Linked DNA regions of Homo sapiens: region 2 is linked to region 1. A link is an interaction called in ENCODE POLR2A ChIA-PET data of the cell type or tissue named here. Cell type or tissue: Panc1. All regions are shown on one strand. Links, peaks and the distances in the headings refer to the core of each region. The heading gives the core; the rest is flanking DNA. Region 1 holds the start of SLC4A9 (solute carrier family 4 member 9). Region 2 overlaps CYSTM1 (cysteine rich transmembrane module containing 1).

Region 1 (5,381 bases), core at 1-5,000:
CCTAATTTTGGGCAGCCCCATAAGAAGCGCTGGGGGACATATAGGAGGCTCCAGCTGGGGAAGGGGAAGGATCCCACAGAACTGGCCTGCATCCAACTTACCTGCCTGTCTCTCTCCACTCCAGCGCCTGGGGCCAGCCCAGCAGCTCATTCAGCTGAATGAAGAGCAGAGGGTCTTTGGGTACTCCCAGTTCCTTGCTCTCTGTGTCTGAGGGGCCATCAGGGCTGGGGCCGGTGCCAGGGTCAGGGTTGCTGTCCAGCTCCCCTGAAGGAATATTTCTAGGAGCACTGGAGGCTTCAAACCCTTCCTGGCCTGGCAGCTTCATTTCCATGAGGCTTGCACAGAATCTCAGAACCAGTACAGTCCTAGGTTCTGAAGCCAGGGGCCCTCTGGCTGGTTGCATTTATAATGCATCCCCCACTGCAGCACAACACAAACAGAACAAGGCCTGCTGACTCCAGACTCTACCGGTCACCTACTCCCCTACTTGCTTACCCCACCCCCTGCTGGCATAAGAGTATTTGTAAGACTAGTCTGGCCTTTCCCAGGCTCTCCAGAAATGCCCAACCTGGGGCCAAAATGTGTATGTGCATTTCCTGTGGTATCAGGTCTGATCCCACTGTGTTTTGTGTAAAGAAACAGGAGTAAATGATTGGCTTGGGTCTGAGGACTTGGTACCCCCAGATTTTGCTGCCCCCCTCACTTGTATCAAATATAAATACCAAACACCCAGGACTGTTTTGGGTGTCACCAACACACCCCTGGGGCCACAGACACACCTATTTGGACAAACAGGGACCTAATAAATAATTGAGTCCATGGAAGCCAGACAGGGTAAGGGAGATAGCAGGCAGAGGACCTGCCCATTAAATGGGATAATGGTGGAAGACCTAGTGTCTGAGTCTTAAATTCTTTTCTTTTCTTTTTTTTTGAGACAGGGTCTCACTCTCTCACCCAGTCTGGAGTGTAGTGGCACAGTTATAGCTCACTGCACCTTTGACCTCCTAGCTCAAGTGATCCTCCCACCTCAGCCTCCAAGGTAGTTGGGACTACAGGTGCACGCCACCATGCCCAGCTAAGTCTTTTATTTTATTTTATTTTATTTTTGAGACGGAGTCTCGCTCTGTCGCCCAGGCTGGAGTGCAGTGGTGTGATCTCAGCTCACTGCAACCTTCACCTCTTGGGTTCAAGTGATTCTCCTGCCTCAGCCTCCCAAGTAGCTGAGATTACAGACATGTGCCACCAGGCCTGGCTGATTTTTATATTTTTAGTAGAGACAGGGTTTCACCATGTTGGCCAGGCTGGTCTCAAAAACTCCTGACCTCAGGTGATCCATCCGCCTCAGCCTCCCAAAGTGCTAGGATTACAAGCGTAAGCCACTGTGCCTGGCTGCCCAGCTAACGAGTCTTAAATTCTTTTGTCCAACAACACTTAGGAATTCCCTAATTTAGCTGTGTCCCTGGGATCTGCCCTGTGAGGATGGAGGAGCCCACTAGGGGGTGTAAGTGAAGGAGTTCCTGGAGCTAAATGAGCAAAGGAAAATGTGGTCCATTATTTGCAAATCCTGTTGACTCTATCTTCAAAATATACCCATAATCCAACCACATCTCCCCACCTCCAGCACTGCTACCCTGATTCAAACAACCATCATTTCTCACCTGAATTATTTCAGTAGCTTCCTGGTCTCTTGTAATAACCCCCCTGCTTCCACTCTTCCTCCCTTGCCCAAAGTCCATCCTCCACACCATACATGTCCTTTCAAAAGGCAGTTGAGCCACATTACTCTTCGGTTCAATACTCACCCAACACACTCCCATTACTCCTAGAAGAAGAAGAAAAAAAAATCAAGCTCCTTGTCGTGGCCTGCAAGATTCACACCCTGGCCCCAACCCACCTCTCTGACGGCATCTCACACCAGCCTCCCCTCGCTCACTCCTTTCTAACCACACTGGCCTTCACCTGTTCTGCAAAACCTGTTCCTGCCTGAGGATCTTTGCAGGATCTATTTTCTCTGTAAGGAAAGCCTTTCCCCCATATCCTTACATGACAATCTGTGACCTAGGTCTCATCTCAGACGTTAGCTACTCACGGAAATCTTCCTTTTCCATCCTATCCTAAGTTTCTTTCTTTTTTTTTTTTTTTTTTTTTTTTGAGACGGAGTCTCGCTCTGTTGCCCAGGCTGGAGTGCAGTGGCATGATCTCGGCTTACTGCAAGCTCCGCCTCCCGTGTTCACGCCATTCTCCTGCCTCAGCCTCCAGAGTAGCTGGGACTACAGGCGCCCGCCACCACGTCCGGCTAATTTCTTTCTTTTTTTTTTTTTTTTTTTTGTATTGGTAGAGACGGAGTTTCACCGTGTTAGCCAGTATGGTCTCGATCTCCTGAACTCGTGATCCACCCGCCTCGGCCTTCCAAAGTGCAGGGATTACAGGCGTGAGCACCGCGCCCGGCCCATCCTACCCTAAGTTTCTCTCTTGGGTCACTCTCCATCACATTTCTCTGTTTTATTTTCTTCCTAGCAGTTACCACTACTAGTAACTGCCTCATTTATGTATTTGTTTATCATTTATTGCCTGACTGTCCACGCACGCACACGCTGAAATGCACAGTCCGTGGAGCAGGTATCTGTCTTGGCCGCGGCGCCTAGAGCGGCGCCTGGCACGTAGTGGCTCTCAATAAATACTTGTTCAATGAGAGCATACAAAGGACCGGGCTGAGAAAAGAGCCGCGCTTCTCCTGGAGGCCACACGAGGGCACTGCTCCCCTCAGACCGGATTGCTAGGGCCGCTCCCTTAGGCCCAGTGGCTGCAGACCTGCCGGGGCGCAGAGATGGAGATGCCCAGATGGCAGGGAGAGATCCTAAACCCTCAGCCTTGCCCTGGCCCACCGCGGAATGGCCCGGAGAGATGGGGGGTTGGGGAAGAACAACAGGATGGGGAAGGGAGGGCCAATCAGGCTCATCTGAATGTAGGTCAGCCACACCCCACATATTGAATACCAAGAATCCATCCCCTGAGAAAGGGCACCCAGGCCGGCCCTACCCCCAGCCTCGCGTCTGGTCCAAGGAGGTCCCAGGGCAGGAATTAGAAGAGCATGTCACTATATTTCCAGTTGGGGAGGGGTGCTGAGTCTGAGTGAGGAGGTGGTTTCAGTGCCAGGAGGAATAGAAACTGGCCTGCGGACTGAATGGGCCTTGAACCCCTGTGACCACTCCCTTCAAGAATGTGCCCCAACCTTACGGACAAGTGACTCAAAGGAGCCTGAGGGGGATGGGAGCAAGGATTTGGCGTGAGTACCTCCCCCACATGCACATACATACATGTTCCCTTCCCACCCAACTCCTGCCAAAGTTCAGAGTGTCTATCCTTGCCCTTTCTGTGGCCCCAACTACCCTGGCTCACAGTGCTGCCTGGAATAGGGGGCCACCATGCCTCCACCCTCCCCAGGTCTCACTTCCACCTCTGGGCCTGAGTGCCCTGGGCTGGGTAGGCTGGTGAGGGTTGGCCTGTGGGCACCAGTGGTCTCCCAGACAAGGCCCAGGGAAGATGTGCTGTGTGGGTGAGCAGCCCTGTGTGTGGGCGCTGGAAAAAACCCTGACCTAGGAGTTCAAAGACTGGGTTCTCATCCTGGCTTAGTCACAGACTTATTGGATGTCTTTGAGTAAGACCCTTCCCTTCTCCAAGGCTCCATTTTCTTACATGTAAGTGGAGACAGTTGGGGTAGATTATTTCCAAGGTTCAAATCATACTTTCATGCAGTACACTGGACCTTAAGTGAGAGGAAGTGGCCTCAGGAATAGGATGCTTGGCTTGCTCACTTTCGGCAAGTGGAGAAGAGGTTTATCTTTGCTGAATCTAAATTTTCCTTCTTTCTTTCTTCCTTTCTTTTTTTGACACAGGGTCTTACTCTGCCATCCAGGCTGGAGTGCAGTAGCAATCATAGCTCACTGCAACCTCAAACTCCTGGGCTCAAGTGACCCTCCTGCCTCAGCCTCCTAAGTAGCTGGGACTACAGGCACGTGCCACCAAGTCTGGCTAACTTTTAAATATTTTGTAGAGAGGGGCTCATATGTTGCCCAGGCTGGTCTCGAACTCCTGGGTGCAAGCCAATGGCTTCCCATAGTGCTAGGATTACAGGCATGAGCCTCCACACCCAGCCCCTTACAAGGTTTTTAACACTTTAAAAAAACAAAACAAAAAAATCTTATTGGCTGGGCACGGTGGCTCACACCTGTAATCCCAGCACTTCGGGAGGCTGATGCGGATGGATCACTTGAGCTCAGGAGGTCGAGACCACCCTGAGCAACATGGCAAAACCCCATCTCTACAAAAAATACAGAAAACTAGCAGGGCATGGTGGCACACGCATGTGCTGCTAGCTACTCAGGAGGTTGTGGTGGGAGGATCGCTTGAGCCCGAGAGAGGTTGCGGCTGCAGTGAGCCCAGATCGTGCCACTGTACTCCAGTCTGGGCAACAGAGCGAGACCCTGTCTCAAAACAAAACAAAACAAAAACAAACTTATTGTTTCACTCATTAAAAAATAAATATATAAATAAACATAAATTAAAATATTTATTAATGTGAGTCTAATTATAGATTCACAAGAAATTGCAAATCTCCAGCTTTCATCCAGCTTCGTCTGGTGGTAACTTCTTTCATGACAGTAGTACAATATCAAAACCAGAAAAATGACATAGGTACTATATTGTTAAATAGACTGCAGGCCTTAATCAGATTTCACCAATTTCCATATGCACTCATGTGTGTATGTGTGTAGCTTTATGCAATTTTATCACATTTATAGGTTTACTTACAACGAGCTGGGCAAATTGTGCAATTTCCTTAAGCCCAATTTATAAAACTAGGGTGTAAATACTAACTTCCTCAGAGGAGTGTTGTGAGAATTAGAGATAACGTGTATAAAGTGTGTAGAGGCCGGGCACGGTGGTTCACGCCTGTAATCCCAGCACTTTGGGAGGCAGAAGCGGTGGATCACCTGAGGTCAGGAGTTTGAGACCAGCCTAGCCAACATGGTGAAACCCCGTCTCTACTAAAAATACAAAAACTAGCTGGGCCTAGTGGCACATGCCTGTAGTCTCAGCTAGGCAGGAGAATCACTTGAACCCGAGAGGTGGAGGTTGCAGTGAGCCGAGATCATGTCACTGCACTCCAGCCTAGGCAACAAGAGTGAGACTCAAAAACAAAACAAAACAAACAAACAAACAAAAAAAGTGCTTAGAGCAATGCCTAAAATATAGTAAGCACTCAATACATTTAAGTTTTCTTTTCTTTTTTTTTTTTTTTTTTTTTTGGAGACTGGGTCTTGCTTTGTTGCCCAGGCTAGGGTACAGTGGTGCAAACATAGCTCACTGCAGTCTCTACC
Region 2 (5,381 bases), core at 110-5,109, 160 kb after region 1:
GAGGGGAACACCACACACTGGGGCCTGTCGGGGAGTTGGGGGGCTAGGGGAGGGATAGCATTAGGAGAAATACCCAATGTAGATGACGGGTGCAGCAAACCACCATGGCACATGCATACCTATGTAACAAACCTGCACATTCTGCACATGTATCCTAGAACTTAAAGTATAATAATAAAAGAAAATGTTCTGGAATTATGATAGTGGTGATGGTTGAAAAACTCTGTTGATATACTGAAAACCATTGGATTGTACAACTTTAAATGGGTAAATTGTATGGTACATGAATTGTATGTCGAATATACCAAAAAAAGAGGGGGAGGAGGAAGGTGATATCTGTTCCCCCTCCTGTTGAAAGTGACTGGCCTTGAGACTTGTTTTGAATACTGGAATAAGGGGTAAGTGATGCTGTGCCAGTTCTGGGCCTAGCCCAAAATCCTGGCAGCTTCCACTTTCACTCTATTGGAAGCTAGTTGTCATGTAAAGCAGCTTAAGCTAGACCACCTAATGATGACAGACTATGTGCTGAGAGAGGCCTCGTGGAGGCAAACCAAGACCCTACTCATGTCAGTGAGGTCATCTTGGATAGCCTACACCCAGACAGGCTGACAGCTGAATTAAGTAACAAGAGTGACCCCACGAAAGATCACACGAAGCAAGAAGAGCCTCCCAGCCAACTCAGAGAATCATGAGAAATAATAAATCATTGTTGTTTTAAGCCAGTGAGTTGGGGGTGATATGTTATACAACAGATAACTGAAACAACCTTTCTGAGTCTCAGATTCCACTCCTATAACATGGGACTGATACTATGGGGTTGTTGTGAAGATTACATAAAGCTAACACCAAGCATGGTGCTCAACAAATACTAGTTGTTATTCTTAAAAACCACCCAGGAGATCCTTGACATAATCTGCAGGTATGCTCTTCTGGGAGACCTTATTCCTACAAGCACTTGCTGCTTCCAATCACATGGCTTCCAAAAGGTTGGCTTCTTAAAAAAACAAAAGGTGGGTTTTTTTGCTACAATCTCTGACACATGAATTCTAAAACATAAACAGATGACCAAGGAAGGTTCTGCTTAGGTTAGCCATCTACCCGACCCTGCTCATCCATTCATCACACCTTTATTAAGCCCTAACTAATTACCAGACGCCAATTAAGGATAAAGGAGATCCTCCCTCCTTTGAAAAAGAAACCATTTCTACCTATGTATCCATTAACATAATATGCCACACACTTGAACTTGAGTGGAGAGAGTATCTACAGTAGTAGATAAATCTAAAATCATTCAGCTGGAAAGAAAAAGCTTAAATTTCCATATAGAGCTCAGATACACAGCATGAGAACACATAATTCTGACTGAGAATCCCACAAGCAATACCAAAGCAAGGAATAAAATGGGTCCCTAAAGGGTTCATCACTCAGTGAGGCTACATTCTTCCAAGAGTCCCATTCACAGAACATGGACCCCAGGTGACAAAATTTGACCATTTGGCACTACCTGCTATGTTTGGGTGCAGAAAGGATCTGGGCAGTTAATAATTCACAAGCTAATGACAGAGAAATAAATTCCTGGGTATATCCATAGGAAAGGATATTAAACAGCTTTCAACTGCATTTGTGAAATCAATCGTGATTGGTAACACTGAACTAAGGAGCCTTTTAACCCTAAAAAGAATTAAGAAATTATTTTTCATCAAAAAGGCTGACATCAATACTTAAATTACATGAAAGGTAAGAAAGATGACCAAATCTGTATTTTCTGCATGAACAGTGGACAAAGTCCACTGAACCTAGGAAGCACTTATTCTAAACAAACTCAATAAAGTTCTAAACTCATCAAATGCTAGTTAGAGAGTCAGTATAAACAATATTGGCCTAGAAATGGACAGGAAGACCATGAGGGCTATAGGTGAAAGACCTAACACCAGGCAGGCATTGGGTTGAGTCTACCGGATAACTCAAATGCTGGGCTATCTTTCTCTGCTGACATAAAACGTACAGCAAAGTACACAAGTCATAACTATCTATCTTGAAGAATGTTTATATCAAGATTAAGATACAGAATATTCCTAACACCCCAGAAAGTTCCTTTGTTCCTAACCCAATGAATAACCAGTCCCACCCTAGTTTCCCAACTCCACAGCCAGGAGTAACCATTATTTTGATCTCTGGCATCATACATAGTTTTTGTCTGTTTTTGAATTTCACATAAATGGAATCATACCATATGTAGTCTTTTCTGCTTTCTTTTATTCATCACAGGGTTACCTTATTTTGAAGCAGAAAACCCAGAAGCTGAGGTTTATTTTCAGAAAATGTTTCTCTGATGTCACAGGCCTGAATACCAACTACTCCGATTATACTGGTTATACTTCCTGCCCTCTTCCGAGCATGCATGATAAAAACTGTTACAACAGAACACAATCTTGGATTGCAAAAGCTTCCTTCCAGATAAATTAAATTCTTTAAAGGTATTCAAATATTCTATTCAATCTTAACAGAGTATAAGCTTTGCCACTATAAAAGTATAATCTTTTCCATGAATGCAAAATTCTTATTCTAGAGAATCATCAAGTCCTAGAATAAAATTAGCCATCAATTCTGTTATTACTTTTGATTAGTAAAGAACTAAATGACAGGAAAATCTCTAAGAGGAAGCATAAGTCACTAAATTCAGATGAATGTGAGTCAGCTCAGAAAAGGCAGGAGAGGAACAACAGTACAGCAATAAATTATAGGTACAGATTTTGAGGCCAAGCTATCAGGATTCTAATCTAGAAAGTGCCCCTTCTAGCTAGGTGACCTTGGGCAAGTCATTACTCTAACTTTGTACCTCTATTACATCACTATAAAATGGGAATAACTTCATAGGATTGTTGCAAGGATTAAATGTTAATGTATATAAAGCACTTAGGAGACCATGTGACACACAATAAGCACTTTTTTTTTTTTTGAGATGGAGTCTCACTGTCGCCAGGCTAGAGTGCATGGTGTGACCTTGGCTCACAGCAACCTCTGCCTCCCAGGTTCAAGCCATTCTCCTGCCTCAGCCTCCTGAGTAGCTGGGACTATAGACGCGTACCACCACGCCTGGCTAGTTTTTGTATTTTTAGTAGAGACGGGGTTTCACCATGTTGGCCAGGCTGGTCTTGAACTCCTGACCTCAGGTGATCTGCCCGCCTTGGCCTCCCAAAGTGCTGGGATTACAGGCATGAGCCACTGTGCCTGGCCATAATAAGCACTTTTTAAGAATTAGCTATCTTGGCCAGGCACAGTGGCTCACGCCTGTAATCCCAGCACTTTGGAAGGCCAAGGGGGGCGGATCACGAGGTCAGGAGATTGAGACCATCCTGGCTAACACAGTCTCTGCTAAAAATACAAAAAATTAGCCGGGCGTGGTGGCAGGCGCCTGTAGTCCTAGTTACTCAGGAGGCTGAGGCAGGAGAACGGCGTGAACCCAGGAGGCGGAGCTTGCAGTGAGCCGAGATCGCGCCACTGCACTTCAGCCTGGGCAACAGAGTGAGACTCCGTCTCAAAAAAAAAAAAAAAAAAAAGCTGAAAGGGCTAATTAAGAGAGCAGCTATTCTGCCAACCAAAGGGCTACAAAATAGTGACCAAGACATCTAGCACAGTGCTCCTCAAGATGTTTTACTTTTAATCTTTCAGACTGATACTTTCTGTAAAATGCAAGATTACATACTTGGATGTCACAGCAAAACCAAATTGCTCTAAAAGTTTCTAAATGTTTACTCTCACTTTCTGTACATATAATATAGTCCATAACTGTTCACTGTTCATTGACTGGCATTTGTCTACAGACTGAACTTTGAGTAACACTGTTCTATAGCACACAAGAAGGACTCAAGAGCCTCCTGAAAACTCAACTGGCAGGTTAAATAGAATTATGAAAACATTTAGTAAGAAAAAAAAGAAAAACCCCAGTAGCAGGGGCAAGAGGATGACTTGAGGGTCAACAAGCTGACAGATAAAATAAACTCAAGAGGCTAATTACTAAACCTAAAATACAAAGCTGGCTACAGAGCAAAGACTCAACTGCTAATTCCTTCCCCACCCCCAAGTGCTCTAGAGGGTAGCCCTCAGAAAACACGTTGGCCAGGAAGTCATCAGCCCCAGAGGGGACAAGAGGTGTGAATGTAGCAGGCAGAGCTGACTTGGGCCTCTTCTCAGGAGTGAGAATCCACCCTAAGCCATCATCAAGCTTTGGGGACATCAAGCACAAGTTGCAAAGGCTGGAAAGAATTTCTTCTCTGCCAAAGAAAACATGCAAACATTTCCTTTAGTGACACGGGACTGCACACCCACATATTCAGAGACACACACCTGTGGTTTTAGGAGGCTCCTGAGGTCCACCCTGCCAGCCGTACTGTGGGTATCCTTGGTAGGGGTACCCTTGAGGAGGTGGGTAGGGTCCCCCCATAGGTCCTGGACCCATTGGTTGTGGTGGATAAGGTGGGTATGGGGCCGTTGGACCAGGGCCTGGATATGGTGGAGGGTTCTCTTGGTTCATCGGGGACCTGTAAAGTGCACCTAAGAGACAAAAAGAATGAAAATTATTTGCATTTAACTGTGGAAATCATCAGGAATAAAATCCTAACCCATAAGATCATTTACAAAATACCTTCAAGGTGTATCAAGCCTTGTGCAAATCTCTAGCTCTGCCCATTTTGTTTCCTTCTCACCATCACTATAATTGGCAATTATCTTATATATTTATTTGCCTTTTGTCTATTTCCTCCACTAGACTGTAGGCTGTGACAGTAGATATCAAGTAAGTTTTGGATCACCACCATGTCCCTAGAGCACTGCAGAGTGCCTGGTACAAGGCAGTCCCCTAAATAAATGTGTTAAATGAATAGCAAGATATTTTGTTTTTTAATTCCTCTGAAGTGTCCATAAATGTGATTGGATAGCTTTAAGAAAGTGTTCTAACAGCACTATGAGTCTCATCAGTGGACGCTGATCCACTACTAGAAACCCTCCAATCAACAGGGCTGGGCCACAGTGGGGCCTTCTAACGAGCAGCACTGGCAGCAATGACCAACCAAAGTTTGTAACCATCACCATTGCTCTGGGGATTGGGGTGATCTGGTTGTTCTCCCCAGACCCGCTGCTCTGAGCAGTTGGACAGCGCTGTTTATAGAGAATGCCAAGCGTCTCCTCTGCCCATCCAGGCCCCTGAGACTCTGGAGGGCTCACCAGGAACATTTATTTGTGTTTACAGGACCCTGTCCTCCATGGTTTGCTTCTGTGAGGGAAGCCACGCTTCCCAGCCCCCAAGCCTGTTAATCATTCTCTTGATTGGGCTTGAAGTTTTCAGGGCCAGCGTCTTGTTTCTATTATCTCTTTAAGTTCCA

What was found. ChIA-PET counts read pairs that join two places held together with the same protein. Peaks named below come from ENCODE experiments on the same cell type or tissue, not always from the same donor. Only the 100,000 strongest peaks of a DNase experiment are listed, where the experiment ranks them.
Region 2: POLR2A ChIA-PET joins it to region 1 with 10 read pairs; 6 of 35 experiments call an interaction of 5 or more read pairs at or near these places.

The regions. Positions count from the first base shown.
Region 1 is chr5:140,355,187-140,360,567 of GRCh38, reverse strand. SLC4A9 (solute carrier family 4 member 9) reads right to left here and starts at 374. Exons shown (of 22, transcript NM_031467.3): 1 at 102-374. The coding sequence starts at 331. In Panc1, for the core only: CTCF peaks have their summits at 1,284, 1,491 (motif pointing right) and 2,741 (motif pointing right); DNase peaks (open chromatin) are centred at 1,539 and 2,737; H3K4me3 peaks cover 668 bases.
Region 2 is chr5:140,193,619-140,198,999 of GRCh38, reverse strand. CYSTM1 (cysteine rich transmembrane module containing 1) reads right to left here. Exons shown (of 3, transcript NM_032412.4): 2 at 4,348-4,554. The coding sequence starts at 4,534. Among named protein-coding and RNA genes, the nearest start is that of CYSTM1, 21 kb to the right of the region's middle. In Panc1, for the core only: no CTCF peak of the experiment used is centred there; no DNase peak of the experiment used is centred there.